3 separate regions of the Homo sapiens genome follow, and regions 2 and 3 are each linked to region 1. Evidence: chromatin contacts called from ENCODE Hi-C or POLR2A ChIA-PET data. All regions are on one chromosome and are shown on one strand. Each heading gives the region's core, a stretch centred on a gene start or an enhancer-like site at or near the end of the contact. The rest is flanking DNA. Distances are from core to core; before and after follow the strand shown. Region 1 holds the start of RDUR (RIG-I dependent antiviral response regulator RNA). Region 2 has its middle 24 kb from the start of GPR15. Region 3 overlaps CBLB (Cbl proto-oncogene B).

Region 1 (2,748 bases), core at 213-2,712:
GTATGAGACCACGATGCTAGCAGAATTATTTAAAAACCAATCATGCAAATTTTAACAAAGAGCACCAGAATTCAATGAAAAGCCCAGTTTAAGAGGCCAAAAAGAAATTTCTTGAAGTTTTCCTCAAAGATAATTTCTGAATCTTCTTAGAAAGAGAAGCCTATATACTTGTAGAAACTAAAGTGAAATAGAGAAAGGAAAGCTTTAAAGGCATCATTTCAAATAATTCATTTTTAGAGTTCAAAAAGCATCAACAACTGTTTAGGAGAATAAAGTTAACCAGATTTTTTTTATCTTGCATTTAAATTAAAACATCAATATTAATTTAACCTTTTTCTTGGTCTTTGCTTGCTAAACTTATAATGGTGTATTTGATGATAAAATGATGAGTAAACAAATTTTCCCTGAGTTATGGGTATATATTCAATCTCAGACACACAAAGCTGTTGGAGGGATGACGATCACAGCCCAAGCCCTCACAAAACCTGAATGCCAAGCAACTTAAGCAGAATTCACCAAAACCACACCATCTCAGAGATTGCCTTCTGATTTTCAAAGTGTGTCTAATGGAGCAGTAAATGCTCTATGTTATGCTTAAAAATGTGTTTTGAATACTATTCTTTTTAGACAAGTTTATAATGAAATGAAACTTTGTCAACCATATAGATGTGTGCTGTCTTAACCAGAAGAAACGACTGGTCAGGGTTAAACTGCTATTTTTCATCTTAAAGAACTTTTTTAATCGGACTTAATTTGGCTACTCAAAGGCCTTCTTGGATGATATCCAAGTTCTTACTTATGATTTAAGTTTGTGAAATAAGTGGCTTATGTAAGGGTAAGATATGACTACAAACCGTCCAAGATTTGTGTTAGTTCGACTTAACAATGGTGTGAAAGCAACATGCGTTCAGTAGAAACCATACTTCAATGATTGCATACCTATGCAATCATTCTGTTTTTCACTTTCAGTGCAGTAGTCAATAAAGTACATGTAATATTCAATACTTTATTATAAAATAGGCTTTGTGTTAGATTATTTTGCCCAACTGTAGGCTAATGTAAGTGTTCAGAGCATGAGTAAGGTAGGCCAGGCTAATCGATAATGTTCAGTCAGTTAGGTGTATTAAATGCATTTTGAACTCATGGTATTTCAAGTTTGCTATGGGTTTATCGGGACTTAACTCCTTCATAAGTTGAGGCACATCTGTATTATTAAATCCTAGTCAAGCCAAGCCAACACCATCAGTCCCAGCAACACTGAGTGACCTGCCCCAGGCATTTTCTGAGGTGCTTACCTTACTCTTATATCCCACCTTGAAAGAATCAGACTCTGAGAAGTCTTGTCACAAACCTGTGGTCCATCAATTAACAAGCTTTTATTGAGCACCATTCTGTACTCAGCACTTACATTCACGAAACCTTAAACTCCTCTGTGTACTTAGTCTGTTTTATCTCTGCTTCTGTCAGAATGAGTGCCGTTACATGAGGGATCCCAGGATCCCACCAGCTTGCCTGACATATCGGGTTTCAGGGCGCCGCTGTGATGACTTACAGCCCAGTCTTTTCAGTACATTGTCATTTCCTCTCTTTACCACATCTCATTCTTTCCAGGGCATTTCCTCTATTTTCAAATACAGGGCAGTTTGCCAACATATCTTCTGTTTTGGAATAGTAATCATTACACTATGCCGAGAATTTAAAAAGCATTAGAATGGAGACTGCTTTTAAATCCCCCTCACTCTGTCAGCATAATCCTAGGTATTGCTGCTTCTCTTGGGACACGTACTTATTTCTATTTCTTACTTTTCTGACCGAATTCCAATAATTACCTCATAACCCAAGGAAGCTGCCCTTTTTTCTTATTATTCCTCTTATCTTTTCTCTTTCTCTTCTCATAAACAGTGGTTCTGTTGTCTATAAGACTTTCACTTTCAAGCATAGGTCTGTATATCAAAGTTAAACTATTTTAATTGAACCAAAAGGTTTTCAGGGCCTGCAAGACTAGCTACTTAAAAATATAGATATATTAATTAGACACAGGCTCAAAACCTTATTGTATCATGAAGGGAGGAATGGGTAAGTGTGAACAAGTAAATAAATAACCACTAAAATGAGAACTAAGGTGAACATGAGAGGTGCAAAGTCTTTTGGGGGCCAAAGCAGAGAGAAATCCCATATGTTTAAAGAATCAGGGAAAGCATCATGGTAGAAATAGATTTCAAAGATTGAGACTGCATCGTTGTCAATCCTAGACCCAGGAGGAAAGTTAATAGAATAGAAAAGTAAGGACATGTTGAAGGAACAGTGAATGGTACCACTTGGCCAAAATAGACCTCACATGTAAGAAAGTCATGGCACATATGTCTCTAAGATAACTTGGTCCACATGTTTTCCTACTTCATTTTCTTGGAAATGATGAATAAGTGAAGTCTTCTGAGCAGAAGGGTGTCCTAATCAGAGCACACATGAGGAAGAAAAACCAACCAGCAGTGAATGCGGTGAATCCAAATGTCTGAAGCAGGAGCAAGAGCCATGTCGGGAGCCGCAACAATTGTCCAGACAAGAAGCAACACAGTCCTGAACTGAGCAGGCCACAACGGAAGGAAGAAAGGAGAAAAAAAACGTGGAATGAGCATCTGCATTTCAGGAACTGCATGAGGTCCTTGATGCATATTATTCCATTTAATGGAAAAGAAAAGTGAGTATGAGAGGCATAACCACGATTAGGGAAAAGAATGAGATCAGTAT
Region 2 (2,913 bases), core at 251-2,750, 3.4 Mb after region 1:
TAGGGCAGTGAAACTACTCTGTATGATACTGTAATGGTGGATGTATGTCATTACGCATTTGTCCCAATCCATAGAATATACAACACCAGGAGTGAGCCCTAATGTAAACTAACAACTTTGGGTTATTACAATGTGTCACAAAAAAACCTCATCTCATATCCTTTGTCATATTAAGGTGCAAATAACTGATGAAAAATTCAAGTGCTACAAGGAAGCTGTGTAGCTGACAGGCTAAAGCTCCAGTTCAGCTTGCAAGTGGGTGTGAGAGTCTACGGCAGCTCACAACCTTCCCATGAATCATAAGAGGATGGGAGTGGAGATGAGAGGTGAGAGGCAAAACTGAAAGAGGAGAGGATTTGATTTGAAGGCACAAGATTTGGGTTCTGGTGGTGGCTCTATCACTTCCTGGATGAGTGATCTTGAGAATTCCCTGAAACTCGTTTTTCTCACCTGAGTAACAAGCTTAAGAATAGCACATTCTATCTGTGCTTTAATGAGGATAAATTGAGATAATATATGAGGACATGCTTCACTAATTGTAGTTATACAAAAATGCTGGTTATTGGTCACAAAAAAGGCAGATGTGCTTTTGAAACATTCAGACTACGGTTTGACAATGGGGCCAGTCTGCCTGTATTCCATCATTTTTACTCTCCTTTTCTATTAACTCCATGTGTCCACTTTCTCATCCTAAAATTGGAATAAAAATATTTACTCTCCTGGTTGCTTAAAGGATTGAAATAGAAATGCATGTAAAGTAGAAAAGTATCTGTCTCTCCCCGTCTCTACTCCAGTAAGTGATCAACCAAAGTTGTTGCAATTTCCTTCCAAAATCCACAGGCAATGACATTAATCTGTGTTATGCTCAATCAAAAGGCATGCCCCAGTGACCCAGAAAAGAAGAAACCTGTGACATTCCCATTATTTCCCACAGGGCACTGATCACTTTCTACTTCTCCTAGCTCACCGTGTCCATCACTCATTCCTCAACCCTTTGGGTGGGAATGAGGCATTTGCCCCTACCAGTCTATTAAAATTGCACCTAAATTTACCTTAGAGGAAGTAAATTATAAAGAGCTCTTTGGACTGTTAAAAGTGAAGTGATGTATTTAGAAAGCGAGAGAATTTAAAAATACAGAACCATGATCAATTCTGTTTTAACTTGCAGTATATAGTTGAGAGCATGGTGTACAGGTGGGAACTGGAAAAACTGATTATTTGTTACAGTTGTTATATTTCTGAAAAAGGTGTTTATTCTTGTTTTCTTCACATCTGTTTCCAGTTGCCACTTGTCTTCTTGGGTGGAAATAACTTCTTTTCTATGAACTGGCAGAGTTTCTCTGGGTGTGGGGAGGTTCTGAACTTTGCGTGAGAGTGCTCTCCTTAGTTCAGTAATGAGATCAGTCACCAAGTCACCCCTTTGCTCTCTGGTGATGGCTGCCACCTCTTGCTTTCATGAGAAATGATAAAGCAAATGAGTCAGTGCCTAGGACCCTTCAAGAATGGCACGCGATGCTCAGCTAACCTCAAACCTTAGCTCTAGCTAAGGAGGTTTCAAAAAAAAGCCTTTGAGAAACTCTCCTTCCAGAAATACAGGCATGCATCTGGCTTCCTTCTCTTTTTCTCTATTGGCCTTTTATTTGGCGTTCTGGATTTCATTTAACTTTTTAAAAACACTGAAGTATGATTTTTAGTTTGAATAAAAAAGCAGTGATGTAGTAACCTGTGATCTTCCCCTTTAAGGTAAGATTCTGCAAAATTTTATGAAAAGACAATGTAGTTTTGCATAGTAGATGAGGGCAGAAATGTTTACTTTCCTAATTACCAGTTACCTCCTGGTCAACAAGTACAATCTGAGATCTTTTTGCTTACGTAGCGCTGTCAATTTCCTTTTTTCACCTGAGATAATCTTTTGTTTCGATAACTGTTTTCATAACCCATGCCGTGTTTTTTCCTCTGTTGTTTTTCTTTTTCTTTTTCTTTCTTTTTTTTTTTTTCAGACGGAGTTTCGCTTTTGTTGCCCAGGCTGGAGTGCAATGGCGCCATCTCGGCTCACCGCAACCTCCGCCTCCTGGGTTCAAGCGATTCCCCTGCCTCAGCCTCCCGAGTAGCTGGGGTTACAGGCATGTGCCGCCATGCCCTGCTAATTTTGTATTTTTAGTAGAGACGGGGTTTCTCCATGTTTGTCAGGCTGATCTCAAACTCTCGACCTTAGGTGATCCGCCCGCTTCAGCCTCCCAAAGTGCTGGGATTACAGGCGTGAGTCACCACGCCTGGCCCCGTTTTTCTATTTTTTAAACTACAGTAATTCTCTTTGATTTAAATATTTGTAAAGATATGTACAATAAAACTATTCTTAAATCATAGGGGAAAACAAAATATGGAGCAATAGAGCAATTCTAAATGAAATGCAAGCCTAAACTACTTTTTTAACAAGCTTTGTAAATAATCACTTGTTTGCAAAGGAGGTGGTGATTCATGTGAGAGGAGTAGAAAGAAAGATTTTGGTCCCTTTGAAATTTTATTATTGTTCTTCTAAGTACATCGTCTAGAAAGAAAGCAAACCAATAGCGTTTTGGAATTGTTTAGTCACTAATTGTATTCCATGAGCATTCTTTCTGGTTCACTGGAATTCAGTGTATAAGTCTGGGGACAAAGTGAAGCTCTGAAGTTATGAGCTTTGGACAGCAGGATGGCGAATTAAGGTGGTGGAAAAGGAAACTTTGATGTTGGAGAAACTGGTGTAGCTCAGAACGTAGAACAGAAAAAGCCAACTATTTGGCCAAAGTATCCATCTTTTAAAGAGATACAGTTTTAATCAAGTGAACAGGTAGGACTTCAGTCTGGGTGTTTATTTTTGTCTATTTATACAAATTCTTTATCACTCAGATCAAAGAGTTTGCATTAGGTAGT
Region 3 (2,776 bases), core at 48-2,547, 3.9 Mb before region 1:
ATATTTTCTTCTTAGTGGACATTAAAATTTCAAAATTGCTATAACAGAGGTGCTGTTGGGGTAGTTTCTTAGTTGTATATGGGTCGTATATTGTATATGGGAATCTTTTTATGGTACACATCTGTTTTCATCAAATAGGTGAGTAGTATTCGGGCATTACCTTATACCTTCTTTAAAGAATTTTCATCCATTGCTTTAATAATTATATTATGCCAGCTCTATTTAATATAATTAAATTTTTTTTTAAAATTTCCTGTTGTATCAACCTGAAACTACTTTGACTAGCATTTTGGCTGCAACCTTCTTTTCTTAACTGTTCAGTATCCCTCTGTGTATTTTTATTTGGTTCCCTTAATTGGAAATAATTTAAAAAACATAATGTGTGACTTTCTTGCTTACTCTTGAATAACATTTAAACTTCAGCCTCACTTGTCTAATTTCAGTTCTGAGGTATGTTCTACTTGTTGCCTCCTCAAATTGCTTTGCCTTCCTGAAAAGTTTTTCTTTTGATTCTACATATTTTCAGGGGAGGGATAAAGATCTAAGCATAAATATCACCTCCTTAGATGGGTCTTTTTTGACCATCCTATCAAATAGGTTGTCACAGTTAGTATTGTGAATATTTTCTGATGATTTATTTTCTCCCCCAACAAATTTTAACTGTCTTTCAAAGTATAATTGAAGTTCTCATTCTTGAAGCATTTTCTGAATAATCAAGTGCTAGAACTTGAGCATTTTTTAGCTTTTACTTTTTGTCAGAACATTGTAGTTGGTGGTGTAGAGACAGTTCTATCTTGATGCTTCAGGTTCTCATTTCTACTTGAGGGAAGCTCACAATTTTCAGGAATCACGGAGGATGGCATTTGAGCCCGCCTGGCGGTCTGAGCCCACCTGGAGATCCCCATCCTTTCAATGGGGAAATGTATTTGAGCTATTCCCCAAGCTAATGCTCAGGTAGGAGATACAGGCAGGAAAAGATGTCATGGAAGATATTTTAAAGGAATGGGAGTATACGCCTAGCTTAGAATACAATATGTGAAAGCATATTGTATTGTGGTTCTTTGGTGCTGGATATCTCAGGAGTGGAGGAATTGAAGGATTGTGTTTTCATTTTTACACTTTTTCTCTTCTGCTCTTCTGATTTTTCAACCATGAACATGGTTATGTGTATGGTCTGGTTTGGGGGAAGTATATATCAGAAAAAATAAAACAAGAAAGGAAGTTACTCTGGTTACCATGCAATTTCGTATTTAAATGACAAGGTTTTGCATTTTGGATATTTCATGTCAGCCGTGTCTCCTCAGCTAAGTTCTAGTCACTTAGAAGTTTGGTGTCACTGAATTATAATTTTGGTGCTTCCCATGTTTTATATTTACACTAGACTACATGCTATATGGACAATGTGCAATCAGTTAATATCTGAATGAATGAATTGACCAACTTTTGAGAACAGAGTTTGACATAAATTTGGTGGTTTTTGGTTCATTGTGCTTTAATTGAAGGAGAAGTAGACATTGTACTTCACATTAGGCTACTCTTTAGATAAGCTTTCCATTACATGGCATGTGTCTTACTTTCTTACTTGATAATGGCTCTGTTTCTGAAATTATATAAACAGATTTTTACTGTTTTTAAACTTTACAACTTAATATTAGACTGTAAATTATTTACTTATTTATTGGAAACAAACTTTTAGATACAGAAATTGGTCTTTTAAGACAACAACAAAAAATACCTAGTTTTTAATCTGGCTCCTGTCTTTCATGACTAAGTCTGACTGATCTTTCTTGTTATATGATGCTTTATAAGATTGATTCTGTATCCGGGTTACCAACGCTTCCTGTAACAGAAGAAAAACATTCAGATCCTTATAGTGCTGAGTCAGGGGAAATTATTACATACAACAAAGGAAAAGTCTTTGATAGGAAATATTGCTTCTGGTAGGAAATTAAGTACAGAGTACAAGGATCTAAATGTCTGTCATATAAACAATGGGCAATCTTATTAGGCAATTTTGGACACCTATTACGTGGCTTTATTTATTTATTAATAGTAGGCTTTTCTCATCATGGTTCATGGGGATTTGTAAGGTAACGATACCCTGGACAGCCTTCCAAGATGTTTTGATGTTGGCAGCAATGCATTACTGGGGCAGGGGCAGGGGAGGAGGTAGAAAGTGTGATAACTCTGCATCACTCCTTCTTCTTTGTTCTCATTTATAACACCTAAGGCATTGGAATTCCCCAGAGTAAGAATTCTAGTGAAAAGGGAAGCAAATAAAATACATCTGACAGTTGGGATCCTTGGGTTTATACATGTGCTGACTAATTACATATGAAATGAGATATCCCCTTAAATTAAAACTATTTGAAGATACCACTTCAAATATATGTAATAGATGATTTACACTTCTTATCATGGCTTTCAATAGCAAGAATTTCTCTTGCAGTAGGATAATTAACTAGAAATATAAAGAAATGTTTCAAAAGTATAATAATGTAGAAGAAAAATAGAAAAATTTGATTTTGGAAGAAATCTTCCTCCATTATTATGAAGATAGCTGCAGTTTGGTTTTTTTTTTTTTTTTTTTTTTTTTTTTTTTTTTTGGGACGGTCTTGCTGTGTCGCTCTGGCTATGGTGTGGTGGCATGAACACAGCTCACTGCAGCCTGTACTTACTAGGTTGAGCCATCCTCCTGCCTCAGTCTCCAAGTAGGCTCCCAAGTAGGTGGGACTACAGGTACATGCCACTATGCCTGGCTGATTTTTAAATTTTT

The links. Hi-C counts contacts between places; a loop is a spot of excess contacts on that map. ChIA-PET counts read pairs that join two places held with the same protein, here RNA polymerase II (POLR2A). Pooled maps may share reads with other maps.
Region 2: a loop to region 1 is called in a map with no recorded cell type, with 7 times the contacts of the local background. The contact joins the enhancer-like site here to the promoter of RDUR in region 1. A Hi-C loop is called at or near these places in 3 of 37 single-sample maps with no recorded cell type and 5 of 50 pooled maps.
Region 3: a pooled map shows a loop between it and region 1 (2.7-fold over the local background). The contact joins the enhancer-like site here to the promoter of RDUR in region 1. A Hi-C loop is called at or near these places in 4 of 50 pooled maps. POLR2A ChIA-PET finds 5 or more read pairs at or near these places in 2 of 52 experiments (BJ and activated T-cell).

Annotation. Positions count from the first base shown.
Region 1 is chr3:101,939,573-101,942,320 of GRCh38, reverse strand. RDUR (RIG-I dependent antiviral response regulator RNA) reads right to left here and starts at 1,462. Exons shown (of 4, transcript NR_026934.1): 1 at 1,296-1,462.
Region 2 is chr3:98,554,943-98,557,855 of GRCh38, reverse strand. No RefSeq gene overlaps it. Among named protein-coding and RNA genes, the nearest start is that of GPR15, 24 kb to the right of the region's middle. RefSeq lists enhancers at 1,293-1,372, 1,503-1,822, 874-2,073. Within about 2 kb of position 1,500, at least 6 of the 41 ENCODE cell types and tissues checked have a DNase peak (open chromatin) inside an H3K27ac peak, as active enhancers do.
Region 3 is chr3:105,829,497-105,832,272 of GRCh38, reverse strand. All of the region lies in intron 3 of CBLB (Cbl proto-oncogene B), which reads left to right. Among named protein-coding and RNA genes, the nearest start is that of CBLB, 38 kb to the left of the region's middle. Within about 2 kb of position 1,297, at least 7 of the 41 ENCODE cell types and tissues checked have a DNase peak (open chromatin) inside an H3K27ac peak, as active enhancers do.